Linked DNA regions of Mus musculus: region 1 is linked to region 2. Evidence: chromatin loops called from intact Hi-C (ENCODE). Cell type or tissue: heart. All regions are shown on one strand. Links, peaks and the distances in the headings refer to the core of each region. The heading gives the core; the rest is flanking DNA.

Region 1 (10,936 bases), core at 997-8,996, 76 kb after region 2:
AAACCATCTTTGTTTGTCTCTGTGTGTGTGCATATGTGTACAAGGAAGTAGAGGTTATAGGTCAATCACTTCTTCACCTTAGTTTTTGAGATAAGGTCTCTCATGAAACCTGGAATTTGTCAATAAATTGGCTAGTCTGGCTGAATAAAAATCCCTAGATCTCTTCTCTCTACTAGTGCTGGGATTACAATCCCAAAAAGCTACACACCAACTTTCTGTAAGACCCAGCTTCTGGGGACTCAGTTCTCATGCTTGCACAGCAAACACTTTACCTACCTAAGCTACCACCAACACCAGAGATTATCTCTTTATGAGCTTAGTTAGATGAGGAGGATCTAGAAGCCATAAACTAAGAGTTAACAGAACTGATTAATAAAACATTTTAAACATACACACAACAAAAAAATACTAAAATTGAGTTCAAAAGCAAAGAATTCATTTAGAGGTGCCTGGCAGTGGTGGCGCACACCAGCTCTCAGTAGACAGAGGCAGGTGGATCTCTATGAGTTCAAGGCCAGCCTAAGTCTACAGAGTAAATTCCAGGATAGCCAGGGGTACACAGAGAAACCCTGTCTTGAAAAACAAACAAAAATAAATTTAGAGAAAATTACCTGTAACATATAAAGCAAAAAGGAGTTAATATAATCCACAAAGAGCTTGTCTCAAGTTCAAAGGGGACAATCTGTGCCGGAATCTCTTATTTTGCTCTGGCACGCATTTCTCCACTATTAGTTGTCAGTGAGGGTTACACGGATGGAATCCAGGCCAACTCCAGCATTTAACCAATCAGAGTTCATTGCTGCAGAGATTAAAGGTTCACGTGACCAAGGCCTACAACCACCTTGGCTTGACCATGGGTACAGATGTAGGGATGATGCAGTCAAGTCCAGTATTCAAGGTTTAGAGTTCCACAGTTCTAAAACACGAATCTTTCCTTTCACAAACATTAACAATACTACCAAGAACAAAGCTGGCAGTAAAAGAAGACAGTACTAAAAGTTTTATGAAAAAATAAAATAAAAACAATAGCCCTGGTCAGATTCTATCTGAAACCCACCCCCATTGATGGTGCGGAAGTTAATAAATCCCTAATCTACTTGAATTTTCTATGATTTGCAACTAACAGGTTCCTGCCTGATATGCAGATCAGAAGCAAAAATGAGGAAATTAGTAGCTCTCATAAGCAATTAGATCCCCAGGGCTTAGAGTACAGCTCAGTGGCAGGGCATTTTTCCATCATGTACCCTGAGTTTGATCCCCAGAATCAATCAAACTAAAATATCCACACTAACAAAAAAATCTTTAAATACTTCTATTTACATGTTACTTGGAGGCAAGGTCTGGCTCTGAACCCTAGGCTGGCCTAAAACTCATCATCTTCCTGGGTTACTTAGTCCTCTAGGTGCCTGTGCTACCCATCAAACTACAAACAGTCGGGGTTTTCTTATTTTAGACAGGGCTTAAGTGTGGCAGCCTTGGTTAGGCTGGTACTTACTATTTAACCCAGGATGGCCTTGAACCTATGGCCTATCATTCTGCGTGCTAGGATTACAGACCTGGCTCCAGATTGTGAATTCTGAATCTTAAATTTCCTCTAATTGGTTTCTATAGGAATACTTGAAATGCTCATTATAGAACTATTTATAGTTGGGACTAACATAAATGCAGATCAGTAGAAATAGTTGATCTGTATCATAAATATATCTTGAATATTCAGGAGTTTGGGAGAAAATAAAACAAGATATGCATGTTTATACTGACATCCATAATGCATATTAAATAAAAATGCAAAAACTAAAGGCTTACTACAAGACTGTACACCAGGTGATACACACTAGGCAGCACATACCATAATGGTACACGCCTTTAATCTAAGCACTTAAGAGGCAGAGGCAGGCAGATCTCTATAAGTGTGGGACCAGCCTGAATTAGCCAGTTCTAGGACAGCCAGAGGGACATAATACAGAGACCCAGACTAAAAAAGCCGAAACAAAAACAAAACAAATAAAAAACTATACTACTGTATTGGAAGGCTGGCCTTTGTTGTCATTTACAAAGCTTCAGAAATACAGAAATTTTAACAGAAAAGTATTCAAAACATGTCAATACTTGGGTAGTTTAGGCTTAGGTAGCACAGAGGCACATGGGAAGACAAAAGAGAAAGAAGGGTAGGTGAAGAATATAAAAGCAAGATGGGGTGACTTGACAGTTACTACAACATCAAAGAACAGACTCCAAGTGCAAATCAGAGCCTCCCTCACTGCAGCTGTAGGACCCGAAGCAAGTTGCTTAACGTTTCTGTTTCTGGCCCTTTAGTAAAATGTACACAGTTTTAGAGTTGTTGAGATAATTAAATAGACACCTAAATACAGGTATGTTGCCTTTTATCTAGAAAGGTTTATTTATGTGTTTTCTATTATTAGTGGGTGAAGATATAAATATACTTAGTTCTCCTCTAAGCCTTTGCACTAACGTGCTAATTATCAAACAACAACAAAAAAACCTTTGTACTTGATAGATCTCATAATTTCACCGAGAATGCAGGAAACCAAAAAAAAAAAAAAAAAAAAAAAAGGCACTTTAAATCAAGCATTAGCAAAATATAACCCAAAACCCTCAATAAAAGTGTTTTTCTTTCACATGATTTCTTGTTTTTTGGGGTCGTTCCCCCTCCCTCCACCCCCCACCCCCCAATTTTGAAGGGCTAACTGTGAAGCCAGGGCCCATATGAACAAGATCTCTACCAGCTCTGGTTTTTACACCTTCAAAGAGTTGCAACGTGTATGTGTGTGAATGGTTCCGTTTTTGTCAGTTCCATCTCTAGTTTAGGAAAAATGATAAAAAGCTGCAGGCAACACAAAACAAGTATGTAACAGAGCACAGGGTGGGCTCACAAAACAAACTATTTTCTGTGTGGCTCTTTACAAAAAAAGGATATGAAATAGGTGTAGTGGAAGGCGTGGTATGGGAAAAGGGTTCCTTTTTTGCAATTTACTCCGAAGTGGTCATTTAGTACCAGCTTAAAGTGTTCTTGGTGGTGGAAGACTTAGTTTGACTAGAGCTTTAAAACAGGACGCTCCTTTCTTTCTAGAATCATTTTAGCCATTTCTTTCCTGTGTGGCAGAATAATCAATTAACTAGCAAGTGCCACTTCTGTTTGAATCCTGGCTTGCCACAGAGAAGGTATTATAATCTTTCTGAGCCTGTCAAGTCACCGAAAGTGCAAATGAAACGTGGGGTTTGTGCGTATTAAACAAAATGGTGCACACACCGGAAGCTGACTTTACTTTCTTTTGAAAACAATCAGTTTATTTCAGGGCTCATCTTTCCAGCACCAAAACAAACAACTCACACCCTGGCGCCCAGAAGAGCTGAACTCTCAATTAAAAGTAGACTTAGGTTCTAGACTAATTCTACCACCTGTGGCGCAGTCTCAGTCACTAGCTACGGCTACTTCACAGAAAAAAGAGTGAGGGGTGGCAGGTTTGCCCAGATGTTTGCTGGGTTAGAAAATGTCCGTGAACCCTGGATCACCAAGCAGACTGGAGGACTGTCTTGGCTGCTTTCACCCCCGAGACCCGCACTTAACGACGCGTTCTCAATCTCTACAGCCGCCAGACTGCCTAGACAGGTCAACAACAGGGGAAACGACACCGCTCTGACACAGCCCAGCGTTTCACACACACGCAATCCATTCGTAAACCTGAAGTGACAAATGCAGACAGAAGACACCGCTGCCGCGAGCTACGCGAGAACGCGACCACCGCCCGCCCTGAGGCGGTTCGCACTGGAGGCCTGGACCAGCCTGTCCCGCTCTTGGGACTTCGACCCTCACAGCAAAGGGAAGCGGCCGCGGGCATCGACGAGAAGAGTCGGGAGCAAAGTGGCACCTGCCTGTGGGGAAATCAGAAGAAAACCGAGAAGCGCGCTGCCGCACCTTAGAGTCCGCGAAAACTGCCGCTGCCAACAAGGTCAAGTCCAGACTGACAAACGTCCGCCCACGCCGAGGGGCGGCTCCCGCTCCGCAAGGACCCCCTCTCGCCCCGCCCGCCATCACCGCGGCATTTACGGGCTGCCCGCTGAACGCCTGAGCAGAAAGTCAGACACTCCGCCCTCTCCTCGGAGGTCCTTAGTCTCACCTTCAGAGAAATCATCCTTTCGGCTCGCTTAGTTGAGAGCAAGAGGTAGGGCGACAGGACGGGTGGCAACTCAGAGTCTGCGTTTTAGTAAGGCGGCACTTAGGACACCCTGCCGGACAGGCTCAGAAAAGAAAAGCCCTCGGCTCCATTGCCCCCCACTAGAAGAGCTTTCGTCCTCTTCTGCTCAAGATGGTGGCGTCCCGGGCGATTGGCAGTCTCAGTCGCTTCTCTGCCTTCAGGATCCTACGCTCCAGAGGTGAGCCTGGAGAGGGCTCGGGAGAGTCTCGGAGTGCCTTCAGGAACTGGGGCGGCGGGGAGCAGCGTTTGCCTCTCACTGTCTGCCTCCCACCCCTTTCCCGGGACCCGTGGAAATGGGGCTACTGTTCCGAGACCCTATTTCCTGTGTCCTTGTAAAGGAACTGTCACACCCTCTCTCGCCCTGCTCCGGCAGTGTCAGGCTCTCCCCTAACTTTCCTGAGTCTTTTCCACTTAGTCTGGCAGTTTGCGCAGGTCTCTGCTGTAGCCCTGAGCTCACGCCCCTCTTGTCTCCCTTAATGTTTGTCTTGGCCCTGACACCGCTAAGTTCGGAGGACTAAGTAAGACCTGTCACATTTTTGAGGCTCTACTACATGTTAGTCGCCATAAGAGATATCTATCAGCCTTCTCGGTGACATTGACTACTAGCCTTACAGATCAATGCCACTCCTTGATCTTTTCCGTCAAAACCATTTTTCCCCCCCAGAGAACTCAGCTCTCCCACTTCAGTAATCTTAGTTTGAATGTATAGAAGGTTGAAACTGGAGGTTCTCCGACTTAGGCAAAGAAATTTTGATGAGGAAAAAAATTTTTGATCACTTAGAAACTATTTCTAATCTCATTTCTGTCGATTCCCAGTCAGGCTCCAGGAACTGCATTCCTTTTCAAGCTGGCAGTGAAAGGGTTAAAGGGGTGTTGTTAGAAAACAGCCTTTTCCCAGACATCCCAAATCTGTAAGGGCAAATGTAACTTCATTGTGTATCATACTTGATACTAGTTACTTCCCAGACTTTAGTTTGTAACGTGAATTCACTTTAATTTTCCTCACAAAAAAAAAGGGATGCGTGTAGAATTTACTTCTCTTACCCTCCCCTGGCATTTAATTGATTGAATCTTTTTCTACTTTTTTAAAAACCTCCATAGATCGATTATGTGTAAATAGCCAAAATTGCTACCCACCAAAAAAAAAAAAAAAAAAAATTAAAAAAAAAAAAAAAGTGAAGTGGACTGGGTGCTAATTCACCTTTAATATTAGGTGGGTCTTTGTGTTCCTGTCTGGTCTACATAGTTCCAGGCCAGTCAGGGCTACACAGTGAGACCCTGTCTTTTAAAAAAAAGAAAAGAGCCGGGCATGGTGGCACACGCCTTTAATCCCAGCACTTGGGAGGCAGAGGCAGGTGGATTTCTAAGTTCAGGGCCAGCCTGGTCTACAGAGTGAGTTCCAGGACAGCCAGGGCTATACAGAGAAACCCTGTCTCGGAAAAACCAAAAAAGAAAGAAAGAAAGATCCATCGATCTCTATGTCTCCTGTTTGCACTTGGTTGTGTTTCCTTTTCCACATTTATAACAGTTTTAGGGGAAAAAAGGCACCTATGGTCCTGTATTTGATGTAAGGTACTTTCATGAATTGGCAGCCAGGTTAGCACTGGAGTGGTGATTGGGTCACATGTTCTCTTGTCACTAGCTAGCTGTTGACTTTGCCCTTTCATCTAAATGGGCTTTCTTTTCCCATCTGTGAAATGAATGAGAGTGATTTTTTTTCTTTGACAGGAGAAGTAGTATGATGGAGCAATTAAAAGCATTAAATACGGACTCTGTCATCTGGCTTGAATCTACAGTTTACCTTCTAGTGACCTTGGGAATTAATTTCAGTATCTTTATCATTGGTAAAATGGAGTCAATCATGTTAAATCTAAAGAAGTTATATTAGGTATAACACATAGGCATACATTCTCAATAAATGTTATTAGTTTTTTATCCCTTAGAAGCAATGACTATATATAGCTGAGAACTTGTAATCTATCCATTTTACATAGGTAATAAAAAGCTAACAGCTAAATTTTCCTATACTTCTACATAGAAACATATCTAAATATATAAGTTGTATTTTTTTTTTCATTAAGAAAATGTAGTCTAGAGCTGGAGAGAGGTTAAGAGCGCTGACTGCTCTTCCCAAGGTCCTGAGTTCAAATCCCAGCAACCACATGGTGGCTCACAACCACTCGTAATGAGATCTGATGCCCTCTTCTGGAGTGTCTGAAGACAGCTACAGTGTACTTACGTATAATAAATAAATCTTTAAAGAAAAAAAAAAAAAGAAAAGAAAATGTAGTCTATTATAGCTACAGATTATTTTAATACCAGCTTATGCACTTTGAAAAAATATGCAGGAAAGTCTATTTAAAATTAGCTGTACACCTGATTTACTATTTAGAGTCTAGACTCAGCAGGTCTGTCCTTGACCCTGAGAGTGTGTGGAGGCATTGCCAAATGCTTAATGAACTATGGCACTTACTGTGAAAGAGATCTTGTACAATACTGTTATTCTAACATGACTATCAAAAAAGTCATAAGTTGATCTTAATATCCATTTAATTCCTACTTTTCCTAATTCCTAAGTATGTAAGTGGTAAAACAATTTTACAAGAAGTGAACGGCAATTAGTAGTTATTTTTAAATCTGACTCTCACTTCTTGTCCCAGGGTTGAATTTTGAAAAAGCTATAAATTTCTATAAACTAAAGTAACGTTTCCAGTTTTCAAAGTTGTGCAGCACAATCCAACCCTTCCCACTGACTATAGTTGTATATGACCTTGTAGATATTTTCTTGAGTTACACATGAAGATGATTAGAAAGTAGGGCAAAGGTTTTGCATTTGCTGGCACTGAAAATGTAGGCTAAAGTTCACACCGCGTCTGTATAGTAAGCTTTGTTGTTAGGGTAAGGCTGGATTCCAGAAGCAGTTACCTTGTACTTTGGCTTGATTAAATTGATAGTCGTTAAGATTTTTTTTAAATGTTTGTTCATTTACTGCTCTTTCTCTTTGCTTTTTGTCTCTGTTGGTTTAGAGTATGTTTTGTGTAAGTGTGTGGGAGTGTGTTTACCACAAAGAGAAGTTAGTCGGCTGGAATTAAAATGGCTTAACAATAGGCTAATGAGCACCAGCTCTTTTTTTATTACTATTATTTGTTTGCTTGCTTATTGAGACAAGATCTCAATAGATCTGGCTAGCCTGGAACTCCTAGGGGTCTGCCTCCCTCTGCCCTCAGAGGTGTGTGTCCACACCCCACTTTGCATCTTCAACCTTTAAAGAACAAATATTTGATTTTTAAGATAATAACTCTGCCCTGAGGAATACAAATACTTGTGAATTGGGCATTCCATTAAGACAGGAAGATTACAAGTTCTAGCTAGCCTGGGCTGGCTAAGAGTACCTCACCTGGAAAAAAGTTGCAACCATGTTGCTTTTGAAGGTTGTTTTTTTGTTGTTTGTTTGTTTGGTTAGGTGGGTTGGTTGGTTTGGTTGGTTTGTTATTTGTTTCAGCATTTGTATTCTATCACTTACATACTTACTTTGCTAGGCTTCTGTCTGTCTTTGTACCTCACCCCTTCCTACTTGGACTCTAGCAGTCAGTCCATTCCTACTTCGGGATACTTTACTCTTTCCTAGGTAGATTCCCCATCCCATGCTGCTTTCCCACTAGACTTTGTACTTTACAATTGAATTTTCAGAACTGGGTATTGAACCTAGGTCCGTGTGTGTGGTGGGCAAACAGTCTACACTGAGCTATTTTCAAATATTCACCTGTGTCCCCCGAACAGGAGCTGATTCAGTGCCATGTCCTCAGCACATGCCCTGGAGCAGCCCTGGGATGCAAGCTCCACCAAGAAAGGGGGCCCTGCACATTTTGTTGATGATCAGAACTGAAAGGTTTTTTTTTTTTTTAAGATTTATTTATTTTATTTTTATAGATATGTATATACATACATACATTCATGTATATATGTGCATGTGTGTGTGTGTGTGTGTGTGTGTGTGTGTGTGAGTACACTGTAGATGTTTACAGACACACCAGAAGAGAGCATCAGATCCCTTTACAGATGGTTGTGAGCCACCATGTGGTTCTAGGAATTGAACTCATGACCTCTGGAAGAGCAGTCAGTACTCTTAATGGTTGAGCAGTCTCTCCAGCCCCAAGAACTGAAGTTTTAGTATTAAGAAATAAGTAATTAGTTAGTTGATACTATTTTTAGGGCAGTGGTTCTCAACCTTCTTTAACACAGTTTTATATGTTGTGGTGACCCCCAACTATAAAATTATTTCATTGCTACTTCATAACTAATTTTGCTATTGTTGGGAATCATAATGTAAATACCTGCTGATATACATACAGCACATCTGATATGTGATCCCAAAGGGGTCAAGACACCCAGGTTGAGAACCAATGCTTTAAGGCATCTGCCATTTCTGAGTACAGATGTTTGCATGTGTAACTCTTAATCAAGAAAGTGACATTTGTCTTTTTTTTTTTTTTTTTCTGGAACTAAGGAAAGGGACAACTTTCCTAGAATAGTCAGGCAAATTTAGGACTCAGTGATCAGGAGAAGGGAGTGAAGAATTAGAGAGGAGCATAGACAGGCGGTTTGAGGTGAACATGAGTATAGATGAAGGAGAAAAAGAGGGTGTTCTGAAGAACCCTAAAAGCTGCATTTAGGGGATGTTGCCTCAGAGCTACTCCAGAACAACCTGCTTATCACCTAAAGCTTGCTTAGAGCAGGGTAGACACAAGCCTTTAGGATGGAGGGGCTATAGAACAACGCCTCAAACAAATTTAATGTTTGTCCAAAATTCCCCTTAGATTCCCTGTCTTCTACCTAGAATCTAGCTGGAAAGACCCTGCACTGGGCCACTCTTGTGTGCTTGCACGCAGAGGATCCAGTCCTCGTCACTGTTAGAGAAAAGCCCAGTCCTGAATTAGAACTGACTGCTGCGTGTGGGAGGGGTCATGACACTGATGTGACTGACATGAGAAAGGCAGGTCTAAGATTCCCCAAAGTGCAGTTAATTAGAACTCTGGACAGGATAATCCTTAGCAGCAAAACAGTAGATTTCCCATACTCTGAGGAGGGAGTATGGGAATTATATACTAAGCCAGACAGAGTTATTCACAGCCAACCAATACAGCTGGCCTTCCTCAAAAATTATTTTGAAATAAAATACCTAGTGTCAGTTAGGAGATAGTCTTAGGGACTAGATGTAACTCAGTGGTAGAGCACTTCTCTAGCTTATATCTTTGGGTTTAGTAACCCTCAGCACTAAGCCTTGATAGGTACTCTCTTAATCACGGCAGACAGATGAATAGCTTTGAGTTCAAGGCCAGCCTCATCTACATAACAAGTTCTTCTAGACCAGCTAAGACTTTATAGTGGCCAAACAAAACTCTTAGCAGTTGGGAGGTTAAGGTAGGAAAATCATGAAACCAAGAATTCAAGGTCATACTGGGCTGTGTGTGTATGTGTGTGTGTTTATTTCCAACCTAGCCTGGGCTACACGGTGAAACCCTATCTCAAATAAAGACCAAACCAAAACAACAATAACAAAAAACAGATTGCCCGGGCTCTGAACCTATGATCTTTTGAGTCTCATTGCCTCCCAAATGCTAAGGAATGATAGCATGTGGACCATCTTGTGAGTCCGGCTACTGTCTTAATGGCTGCTTTTCCTGTAGTGTTGGGGCTGCTTGCCAAAGGCATCCAGTGAGCAAAGTAATAATTAGAACCAAAATGGCTAAGGCCATATGATGGGATCTCTTTGTGGTCCCTCTGAAGAACTAAACAAGTTAGATGATAAGGATCAACTAGTAAGCAGCAGAGAACAGAGTGGAGTTTGTTAGGCAGAGATTGGGAACGTTACTGGTGGAAAGCAGTTTCAGTTAGATGTGCTTAAACCAGCAAAGTGTGACATAGAGTGTTTCCTTTATAGACAGTGCTTGCCTTCTGTTTTCACGGTTTGGTTAGGTTTGGTTTGGTTTGGTTTGGTTTGGTTTGGTTTGGTTTGGTTTGGTTTGTTTGAAACAAGGTCTCACTATATAGCTATGGGTGACCTGGAACTCACTGTGTGAAGTAGGCTGGCATCAGACTCACAGACATCCTCCTGCCTCTGCCTCCTTAGTGCTGGGATGCAGTGTATGCACTACCATGCCTGGTGGCTTCTTTTGTTTGTTTTTAAAAATTTATCTATTTATTTTTATTTATGTATGCATATCAGTGTATGCCACGTGTGTGGGTGCCCATGGAGGTCAGAAGAGGGCATCAGATTCTCTGGAGCTGGGCCACTATGAGCCTTTCTGCCAGTGTGGGTGCTGGAGACATGCTTTCGCTTGCTGGCCTGGAAATCACAGAGATCCACTTGCTTCTGCCTCCCCAGTGCAGTTTTAGAGGTCAGAGGTCCTTAGTGAGACTTGAGCTGAGGACACTTAGCTCAGTGGTATAGTGTTTGCCTAGCATACAATAGACCCGGGTTTAACCCCAAGAGGAAATGGGGAACTAACAAGGGCACTACCAAAATGGGTCTCACTAGGCCCACATGGTGTTGACAGGGTTCTGTTCTTCCTGAAGGCCCTGAGGGAAACCCATCACTTTGCATGGTCTAGTTCTAGAGACAGCCTGGGGTCCCTGCCTGTGCTCATCTCCTTCCTTCAGCAAGCTGGAGCTGAGTCCCGGTCACATGTCTCTGATTTTCTTTGTGATTACACTAAGTC
Region 2 (10,936 bases), core at 1,327-9,326:
ACTTCAATCTGTACTCACTAATTATAAAGGTTTGTTTACCCATCCCTATCTGCCACCAAACTAAGCTCTTTGAAGTCAGGAATTTCACCTTAGCTTAATTTTGCAACCCCAGTGCTGTGCCTGATAAGATCTTCCATAAATGCTTGCTAAATAAATAAAATTACACAGTTTGACCCAGTGAGACCGAAGGCCAGTTTGGATTCTGGTCCTCTGGCATTGCTATCATGATGCAAATACAATCACTCTTTAAAGCTCAACTGGAACAGTAGTAAGTCCACAATAGCTACACTCCCTGTATCAGGTTGTTGTCATCATCTACATTCACTAACTACCCAACAGCAGAAACCAGTTCCTGAAATTCTACTCTTGAAACTAAACAAAGTGCTTAACTCTTTCCCCTCTAAAGCAAAAGGATACAATGTGACACTAGCTGCAACACTGTAAATTAAAACTGTGCCCTCAGTCCGACTAAGCAAACCACAACAGTTTAAACCATTAAAGCATGGGCTGGGCGGTGGTGGCCCACGCCTTTAATCCCAGCACTTAGGAGGCAGAGACAGGCGGATTTCTGAGTTCGAGGCCAGCCTGGTCTACAGAGTGAGATCCAGGACAGCCAGGGCTATACAGAGAAAAAACTGTCTCGAAAAAACAAACAAAAACAAAAACCATTAAAGCATGGAGTCTTTCAGCAGTATGTATCGGTCCATTACGAACAAGAGGAAAATGGAAAACAGCGAGGAACGATGAACCTTACAAATTGGAATACTTCAACATAACTGTCTGAGCTCCTTATTAAGCAATGGAGCAGAACAACTGTACTTCTAAATTAGCTCATCATATTCAAAGTGAAAATTCAAAAGAAGCCTTCCAGCACCCCTGCACAGAGCTCCTACTACCAGACTTAATTAAAATGCCTTCTATTCCTTTCCATCTTCATTCCTTCAGTATTTTCTGGGCATCTCTTCAGCTCAAGATACTGTGGAGACACTGATCATGTTGAACGAGACAGCTATCAGCCCTGCCCACCTAGAGCTCCTGTCCTAACACACCACCAGCAATTATTAAACTAACTACTGAATAGGACTGTGTTAGACACTTCACCAGAAGACGTACGTATTGAGAGTATATAAAACTGAATCCACCCCAGGCTTTCTTCTGTACTGGAAATCACCTCTTTCTTACTACAGAAACCTAATTACCTCTCTGTGTGCACCCCTCTCAGCAGCTACTATATGCAAGTGCCAGGTTTCCACGTGTAGCTCTCAAATGTACCTCTAGGAAAGATAGAAAAATTAAACTGGTTCAAAAGTAATTTTTTCCACCAGCTGGTATAGGAGTGTCATTTCTTTTCTCTGTATTTTTTTGCTCTGTTATAAAAGGTCACACCCGATTAAAACCTCTTTAAGTATTTTGATTGCATGCTTGGGGGTGGTGTCTTAATCCGTTATAAAGCATGTACTCTCTGAAGACCACACAATGAGAAGGCAATGAGAAAGAAAGGATCTCTGTGTGCAATTTCACGTGCCAACAAAACTGACCACACAGATTTTTCTTTCCCTTTGGATGCCTCTGTTTCATTCTTTTAAAATGAATGTGGTATGGCATCCAGCAGAGAGCCTTCTACTAGAATTTAAGGTTATACATTTGTGATTGATTTTGGATCCCGCCTCCAAAAAAAGCCTCACTGTAACTAGAATAACATCAACATTTTAGTGACTGCTGGGACGATTGCAAAACTGACCTTTGTTTTCCAGAACGATAGGAAACCGGTTGTCAAACACAGGAGCTGAGTCAGATAAGGAAGGGACAGCCACAGAAAACCACACCGAGATGTCCGATAAAATAAGACTTTTATCTAGCTGGGACTATAAACCTAGAGAAGACGGTGAGGAAAACTAGGCTCACTGAATAAAGCTGCCACTTTATAAAAACTTGCTCTAAAAGTCAAGACTCATTTTCGAAGAAAATATTTTGGCTGCCAATCTTTGCAGTGCAGCACAGATAACCAAGAGGGTGATGCAAACACACACAGGAGGTATCTGGGTTAACAGCCTTCTGACCCAAGCCACTAAGAAAGCTCTGCAATTTCTTCCTTCCCAGTTACAGTTTTAAGGTAAGTCACCACCTTAATTCAGAATAGTATGGTCCAACACTGCTTCAAAGAAGAATATCCTAGGGCCTTCTAAAGCCCCTGGGTTTTTTTTTTTCTATTTCAGTTAAACAAAATGAAGATTTTTCCCCCCAAAATATTAATTCATTGCACAAATGTTTCCTGGATGACTACTACCCACAGGACTAGCCTCATCATTTGGACATTCTATTCGGCACACACTAATTTCATAAAGGAACAGATTGCCCTCAAGAAAGGCTTACCAAAGATGAAACACCAAACCTCATTATTTCACATTAAGACACCTGGATGGCCAGTAGTTCCCTGGGGGGACTACTAAATCTGTATTTTGCAACCCCAGAATGCTGGAACCACCAGCATTTCTTGGGGGTTCATGCCGTGCCAGACTCTTTTCAACCCTTTCCAATATACTAAGCACAAGAGAAACTCACACTTAGGCTAAAGAGCCTAAAAGAGAGGCTGAGTAGGGTTTCAACGACTCGTCCAAAGCCAAAAGAAGAAACTTGACTTTGGCATCGCGTTTCTATGTACTCCAAAGCCCGCGCGCTCTTTGCACTATACAGTTTCTTCTAGTGCACAACGTCTTAACCTGCAGTGCCAGCGCTACGAGCCTCAGTGAAAGCCCTTTTCCAGGGGTAGGGTGGAGTGCATCTGCATTAAGGCCTGAAAAAGTCACTTCCCTCCCTTAGCATCCGCTAAAAGACCATCCAGATCTCTGAAGTTGTAAGCACTGAGAGGCATGTGAGAAGCTCATTCAAACGACGACCAAAAGAAGGGAACAACACCCTCTCTGGGAAAGGCTGAAAACCCGCCGCAGTGACAATTAATAAGGAAAAGGAGAGAAAGGAATTTCTTCACCCCACTCTCTAAGGAAAAGGCAGTCTCCCGCGGGGTGCCAAGACCGGGCGGCCGGCCTAGGATGCTCCCAAGCTTCCCGACCGCGACCTCCCGCCCCCAGAATCCCCTTCAACAACGCCCGCCGGCGCGCCACGCGGCAGGCGCAAGGTGACACGGACCGCGCCGGCCCCTCGCCGGCCAGGGCGCGGCCCGGGCGCGGGGGAGATGGGCGACCGCCTGCTCGCCTTCTCTACCTTGTACTTGTCAAAGCCCGACAGCTGCTCTGGGCTCACGTATTCGTAGCCAGCCATGACGACCCGAAAACTGAACGCCCACTCCGCAGCGGCAGCGACACTGCGCGACAGGGCAATGAAACAGGAGCAGCACACGGCGTTGTGCAGAGCTAGGAAAGCCTGGGCTGGTAAAGAAGGTAGAGGCGCGCTCCGCCCACCGCGCACGCGTAGCGCACCCAGTGCGCAAGCGCAGCCCCGCGGCTCCCGCGGGTAGGGACACCGCCCCTTACACGGCCCGCCCCCAGCACCGCCTCAATCCAATCGGCACGGGATGGCCATCGCCAAGTCCCGCCCCTCCTACCGTCTTCGTCGCTTCATTTGCCAGAGTCAAAATAGGTGAACTGAAGTAAGAGGAGGAGTGAAAGGTCAACTTCCCAGCAGCCTTTGCTCTTGTCTCTGCTATAGGAACCCCGAGTGATTGTGTGGGATGCTCGCATAATCTTGTGGCCCGGGTGAGTGTGTACGGGGGCGTTCGAGGGGAAGGGCGGAGGCAGGTGTGTGCCACAGCGGGCTGTGAGCGCCTGGAGCTTCGGGATCCTGAAATGATGATGTCGGGCGAACGGGAAACATCGAGTAATCCAAAGGGACTTGAAAATCAGTCCCTTCTGATCCATGATGCTTGTGAACCTTGGACTGCCTCGTCAAATTCCACTGGTTCAGCCGGTGCGAATTCCAATTGCTTAAGTCTCCTCGATTCCCCCATAAAACCATTGATCTCTCAATCTCGACGGGGCCCTGTGTTTACAAGGAGTGATTTTACAACTAGGGCCCAGTGCATTGTAGAAAGAACACGTCACCAGTGGTTAATATGTGTCTAATAATAGGAAATGTTTAATAATTGCTACTTTTTATTGCGTGCCTTACGTGCAGAGAATTTTGCATACATCATCGCCAACCCATTAACTTTGAGATGAGAGGCATTTGCCCCATTTCCCTTAGCACACAGTCCGGAGTTGTGTATTCTCCAGTACCAGCAAGAAATTCAAATTACAATGCCTATCCAGAAGCACTTATTTGGTTGGAAATGGTTAGCCCAATTAGAAATATAGCCCTATTAGAAACAGATTATCAGTGAGTCTAATAGTTCCCTTGTTCCCTGGAATGAGGGCAATTAATTTGAAATCTCCACTTAAGTTCCTTGGAGTCATTCACTTAACAAATTGCTGTCAGGACCTAAGATATGCTAAGCACAGTTTCCGGCTTTTTTGAGACAGGATCCCATACCAGCTCCTAGCTAGCCTGGAACTCACTATTCAGCCCAGACTAACCTCAGATTCATGACAATATTATCAATATCAAGTGTGAGCCACCACACCCACCTCTAAAATGTACAGTTCTTAATGAGATGATGCATATAAAGTGTCCATTAAACCAACATAAAATCTTTGCTATGTAGTTTTTCTAGTCAATATAAATATGACAAAAAGAATCTTGTCATCAATTTTTTTTTAATATGAGCCTTGCACCATTCCATCTGAAATACAAACCATACTTAAAATACTTTAACTACTTGTGGAAAAACATTTAAAAGTGACAGGATAGGGCTGGAGAGATGGCTCAGCCGTTAAGAGTAATGACTGCTCTTCTGGAGATCCTGAGTTCAACTCCCAGAGGTGGCTCACACCCATCTGTAGCTCCAGTTCCAGCGAATCTGATGCCCTCCTGTGGCCTTCAAGGACACTGCATGCACAGGATGCAGGCAAACACACACCCATACGTGTAAAATAAAAAGTAATTTTTTAAAAACTTACACAACTGCAAACTAATAACAGTACATGAGCTACACATTTATTATCCACTTTACATCGGCTCACAACCCCCCTCCCTCCTCTCTTCCCAGTCCCACCCACCCTTACCAGTCCCTTCCCCATTACCACCCTACCAGAGCTGAGTGTGGCTGTGGACCCCTACAATCCCAGCTTTCTGGAGAGCTGAGGTGTAAGAAGAATCACTGTAGCCAATGTTGACTTAAACTCATGATCCTCCTGCCCCAAAGGCAATCTAGGAAATATTTTTTTAAAGAACAATTTTGAATGTTTTAAAGGACTCTTGTTACCTTTAATTATGTGTGTGAGTATGTGCACGTAAGTATAGGTGCCTGAGGAGACCGGGGCCATCTCGTGTCCCTGGAGCTGGAGTTAGAGGCGGTTGTGAGCTTCAGGACGTGGGTGCTCAGGAGGAACCCTGGTCCTCTCTGCATAGCAGTCAGCACTCTTAACTACTGAGCCATCTCTCCAGCCCCACAGCTTTAAATTTTGTGACAGCGAGTAGTTGCGGTTCACTGCCTCTCCTGTGTGGATGGTTGTTAAAACTTAGAATCAATTATAAATCCTGAGATCTTAAACAGAAATAATACAGAACTTTGTCTGGCCTTTGTCATCTTATACTTGTTATCTGAGGGATCTTCAACAATTCAATTTCACTTTGCCCCAGTTTTTTTTTTTAATTAATAACATGTATTTGTGGGGGAGAGTGAGCATGGATGGATCAGAAGACAGTTTTCCACAGTTGATTTTCTCCTCCCAACTTGTGAGTTGTGGGGAATCTAACTTATGTTATCAGGCTTGGCACCAAAGTGCCTTTACCCTTTAAGCCATCTTGCCAGACCTTAAGGTCTCTTGTGGGAAGCCGCCCCCACATTCGCCGTTACAAGATGGCGCTGACAGCTGTGTTCTAAGTGGTAAACAAATAATCTGCGCATGTGCCAAGGGTAGTTCTCCACCCCATGTGCTCTGCCTTCCCCGTGACGACAACTCGGCCATGGGCTGCAGCCAATCAGGGAGTGATACGTCCTAGGCGAAGGATAACTCTCCTTAAGAGGGACGGGGTTTCGTTTTTGCTTTTGGGGGGCTCTTGCACTCTTGCTCCTGAAGATGTAAATAATAAAGTTTTTACCGCAGAAGATTCTGGTTTGTTGCGTTCTTCCTGGCCGGTCGCGTGAACGCGTGTAAGAGTTGGTGCCGAAATCCGGGAAGAAAGAACCCAGGACGAAAAAACCCAGGACAAGAAAACTCGGGACGGGAGTTAACCATCACCGGCGCAAGGAAGATCCCTCATTCCAGAACCAGAACTGCGGGTCATGGTAATGAAGTGTTCCCATAAAACAGACTGTTGAGAAGGATTCAACTGCATGAATTCAGAACTCTTCAGCTGGGGAACAGGGGTACCAGTGAGTACAGCTTTACAAGGTAAGTCTGGTCTTAAACTTTCTAACGAAATTCAAGACAGTCTATCAGAAGTAAAGTGGGAAATAGCTTTACAAGGTATGTTTGGCCTTGAACTTTTTCTAGTGTTAGGAGCCTTTTTGTTCTTTTTCACATGTTATCAAGTGATTAAGGTAGGGCTAAAAATTCTGGATGAAATTCAGGGCAATCTATCAGAAGTAAAGCGGGGAGAGAGAGTAGGAGCAAAGAGGAAATATGGTTCACAAAATAAGTATACAGGCCTTTCCAAGGGTCTTGAACCCGAGGAAAAGTTTAGGTCAGGTAAGAATACCTGGGGAGAGATTAGAAGGAAGGAAAAGAAAAAAGAAAAAAAAAAAGATCAATTAGCGGAGGTCTCTAGGAGAAGGAGCCTATACTCATCACTAGATGAGCTCAAGGAGCCAGCTCTTAGTAGCTCTGAAGCAGATGAAGAATTCTCCTCTGAAGAAACAGACTTGGAGGAGGAAGCAGCTCATTATGAGAGAAAAGGGTACCAGCCAGATAAAGTGCTAGCTAATCAGTTAAGGAAAAAGCCAAAAGCGGCTGGCGAAGGCCAGTTTGCTGCTTGGCCTCCGGGCAGTCGGCTTCAAGGTGCACTTCCGCCCTATGCGGAGCCCCCGCCCTGCGTAGTGCGTCAGCCCTGCGCAGAGAGGCAATGCGCAGACTCATTCATTCCCAGAGAGGAACAAAGGAAAATACAACAGCCATTTCCGGTCTTTGAAGGAGCCGAGGGTGGGCGTGTCCACGCTCCGGTAGAATATGTGCAGATTAAAGAGCTTGCCGAGTCGGTCCGTAAATATGGAACCAATGCTAATTTTACCTTGGTGCAGTTAGACAGGCTTGCCGACATGGCACTAACTCCTGCCGACTGGCAAACGATTGTAAAAGCCGCTCTCCCTAGTATGGGCAAATATATGGAATGGAGAGCTCTATGGCAAGAGGCTGCACAAGCGCAGGCCCGAGCAAACGCAGCTGCTTTGACTCCAGAGCAGAGAGATTGGACTTTTGACTTGTTAACGGGTCAGGGAGCTTATTCTGCTGATCAAACAAACTACCATTGGGGAGCTTATGCCCAAATTTCCTCCACGGCTATTAGGGCCTGGAAGGCGCTCTCCCGAGCAGGTGAAGCCACTGGACAACTAACAAAGATCGTCCAGGGACCTCAGGAGTCCTTCTCAGATTTTGTAGCCAGAATGACAGAGGCAGCAGAGCGTATTTTTGGAGATTCAGAGCAAGCCGCACCTCTGGTAGAACAGCTCATTTATGAGCAAGCCACAAAGGAGTGCCGAGCGGCCATAGCCCCAAGAAAGAACAAAGGCTTACAAGACTGGCTCAGGGTTTGTCGGGAGCTTGGGGGACCTCTCACCAATGCAGGCTTAGCGGCCGCCATCCTTCAATCCCAAAACCGCTCCATGGGCAGAAATGATCAGAGGACATGTTTTAACTGCGGAAAGCCTGGGCATCTTAAGAAAGATTGCAGAGCTCCAGATAAACAGGGAGGGACTCTCACTCTTTGCTCTAAGTGTGGCAAGGGTTATCATAGAGCCGACCAGTGTCGCTCTGTGAGGGATATAAAGGGCAGAATCCTTCCCCCACCTGATAATCAATCAGCTTATGTGCCAAAAAACGGGTCATCGGGCGCTCGGTCCCAGGGCCCTCAAAGATATGGGAACCGGTTTGTCAGGACCCAGGAAGCAGTCAGAGAGGCGACCCAGGAAGACCCACAAGGGTGGACCTGCGTGCCGCCTCCGACTTCCTATTAATGCTTCAAATGAGTATTCAGCCGGTGCCAGTGGAGCCTATACCATCCTTGCCCCCGGGAACCATGGGCCTTATTCTCGGCCGGGGTTCACTCACCTTGCAGGGCTTAGTAGTCCACCCTGGAGTTATGGATTGTCAACATTCCCCTGAAATACAGGTCCTGTGCTCAAGCCCTAAGGGCGTTTTTTCTATTAGTAAAGGAGATAGGATAGCTCAGCTGCTGCTCCTCCCTGATAATACCAGGGAGAAATTTGCAGGACCTGAGATAAAGAAAATGGGCTCCTCGGGAAATGATTCTGCCTATTTGGTTGTATCTTTGAATGATAGACCTAAGCTCCGCCTTAAGATCAACGGAAAAGAGTTTGAAGGCATCCTTGATACCGGAGCAGATAAAAGTATAATTTCTACACATTGGTGGCCCAAAGCATGGCCCACCACAGAGTCATCTCATTCATTACAGGGCCTAGGTTATCAATCATGTCCCACTATAAGCTCCATTGCCTTGACGTGGGAATCCTCTGAAGGGCAGCAAGGGAAATTCATACCTTATGTGCTCCCACTCCCGGTTAACCTCTGGGGAAGGGATATTATGCAGCATTTGGGCCTTATTTTGTCCAATGAAAACGCCCCATCGAGAGGGTATTCAGCTAAAGCAAAAAATATCATGGCAAAGATGGGTTATAAAGAAGGAAAAGGGTTAGGACATCAAGAACAGGGAAGGATAGAGCCCATCTCACCTAATGGAAACCAAGACAGACAGGGTCTGGGTTTTCCTTAGGGGCCATTGGGGCAGCACGACCCATACCATGGAAAACAGGGGATCCAGTGTGGGTTCCTCAATGGCCCCTATCCTCTGAAAAACTGGAAGCTGTGATTCAACTGGTAGAGGAACAATTAAAACTAGGCCATATTGAACCCTCTACCTCACCTTGGAATACTCCAATTTTTGTAATTAAGAAAAAGTCAGGAAAGTAGAGACTGCTCCATGACCTCAGAGCCATTAATGAGCAAATGAACTTATTTGGCCCGGTACAGAGGGGTCTCCCTGTACTTTCCGCCTTACCACGTGGCTGGAATTTAATTATTATAGATATTAAAGATTGTTTCTTTTCTATACCTTTGTGTCCAAGGGATAGGCCCAGATTTGCCTTTACCATCCCCTCTATTAATCACATGGAACCTGATAAGAGGTATCAATGGAAGGTCTTACCACAGGGAATGTCCAATAGTCCTACAATGTACCAACTTTATGTGCAAGAAGCTCTTTTGCCAGTGAGGGAACAATTCCCCTCTTTAATTTTGCTCCTTTACATGGATGACATCCTCCTGTGCCATAAAAACCTTACCATGCTACAAAAGGCATATCCTTTTCTACTTAAAACTTTAAGTCAGTGGGGTTTACAGATAGCCACAGAAAAAGTCCAAATTTCTGATACAGGACAATTCTTGGGCTCTGTGGTGTCCCCAGATAAGATTGTGCCCCAAAAGGTAGAGATAAGAAGAGATCACCTCCATACCTTAAATGATTTTCAAAAGCTGTTGGGAGATATTAATTGGCTCAGACCTTTTTTAAAGATTCCTTCCGCTGAGTTAAGGCCTTTGTTTGGTATTTTAGAAGGAGATCCTCATATCTCCTCCCCTAGGGCTCTTACTCTAGCTGCTAACCAGGCCTTACAAAAAGTGGAAAATGCCTTACAGAATGCACAATTACAACGTATTGAGGATTCGCAGCCTTTCAGTTTGTGTGTCTTTAAGACAGCACAATTGCCAACCGCAGTTTTGTGGCAGAATGGGCCATTGTTGTGGATCCATCCAAACGTATCCCCAGCTAAAATAATAGATTGGTATCCTGATGCAATTGCACAGCTTGCCCTTAAAGGCCTAAAAGCAGCAATCACCCACTTTGGGCGAAGTCCATATCTTTTAATTGTACCTTATACCGCTGCACAGGTTCAAACCTTGGCAGCCACATCTAATGATTGGGCAGTTTTAGTTACCTCCTTTTCAGGACAAATAGATAACCATTATCCAAAACATCCAATTTTACAGTTTGCCCAAAATCAATCTGTTGTGTTTCCACAAATAACAGTAAGAAACCCACTTAAAAATGGGATTGTGGTATATACTGATGGATCAAAAACTGGCATAGGTGCCTATGTGGCTAATGGTAAAGTGGTATCCAAACAATATAATGAAAATTCACCTCAAGTGGTAGAATGTTTAGTGGTTTTAGAAGTTTTAAAAACCTTTTTAGAACCCCTTAATATTGTGTCAGATTCCTGTTATGTGGTTAATGCAGTAAATCTTTTAGAAGTGGCTGGAGTGATTAAGCCTTCCAGTAGAGTTGCCAATATTTTTCAGCAGATACAATTAGTTTTGTTATCTAGAAGATTTCCTGTTTATATTACTCATGTTAGAGCCCATTCAGGCCTACCTGGCCCCATGGCTCTGGGAAATGATTTGGCAGATAAGGCCACTAAAGTGGTGGCTGCTGCCCTATCATCCCCGGTAGAGGCTGCAAGAAATTTTCATAACAATTTTCATGTGACGGCTGAAACATTACGCAGTCGTTTCTCCTTGACAAGAAAAGAAGCCCGTGACATTGTTACTCAATGTCAAAGCTGCTGTGAGTTCTTGCCAGTTCCTCATGTGGGAATTAACCCACGCGGTATTCGACCTCTACAGGTCTGGCAAATGGATGTTACACATGT

The links. A loop is a pair of places that touch in the nucleus more often than their neighbours do. Peaks named below come from ENCODE experiments on the same cell type or tissue, not always from the same donor. Only the 100,000 strongest peaks of a DNase experiment are listed, where the experiment ranks them.
Region 1: a loop joins it to region 2, with 2.4 times the contacts of the local background. A loop is called at or near these places in 4 of 42 quality-filtered maps.

The regions. Positions count from the first base shown.
Region 1 is chr5:30,148,341-30,159,276 of GRCm38, reverse strand. Hadha (hydroxyacyl-CoA dehydrogenase trifunctional multienzyme complex subunit alpha) reads left to right here and starts at 4,297. Exons shown (of 20, transcript NM_178878.3): 1 at 4,297-4,395. The coding sequence starts at 4,329. It overlaps Hadhb (hydroxyacyl-CoA dehydrogenase trifunctional multienzyme complex subunit beta), which reads right to left and starts at 4,024. Exons shown (of 16, transcript NM_145558.2): 1 at 3,938-4,024. In heart, for the core only: CTCF peaks have their summits at 3,444, 4,257 and 6,433 (motif pointing left); DNase peaks (open chromatin) are centred at 4,036 and 4,276; H3K4me3 peaks cover 2,734 bases; H3K27ac peaks cover 2,023 bases.
Region 2 is chr5:30,225,102-30,236,037 of GRCm38, reverse strand. Selenoi (selenoprotein I) reads right to left here and starts at 3,457. Exons shown (of 10, transcript NM_027652.3): 1 at 3,223-3,457. The coding sequence starts at 3,279. In heart, for the core only: CTCF peaks have their summits at 3,405 and 4,934 (motif pointing left); a DNase peak (open chromatin) is centred at 3,517; H3K4me3 peaks cover 2,870 bases; H3K27ac peaks cover 1,921 bases.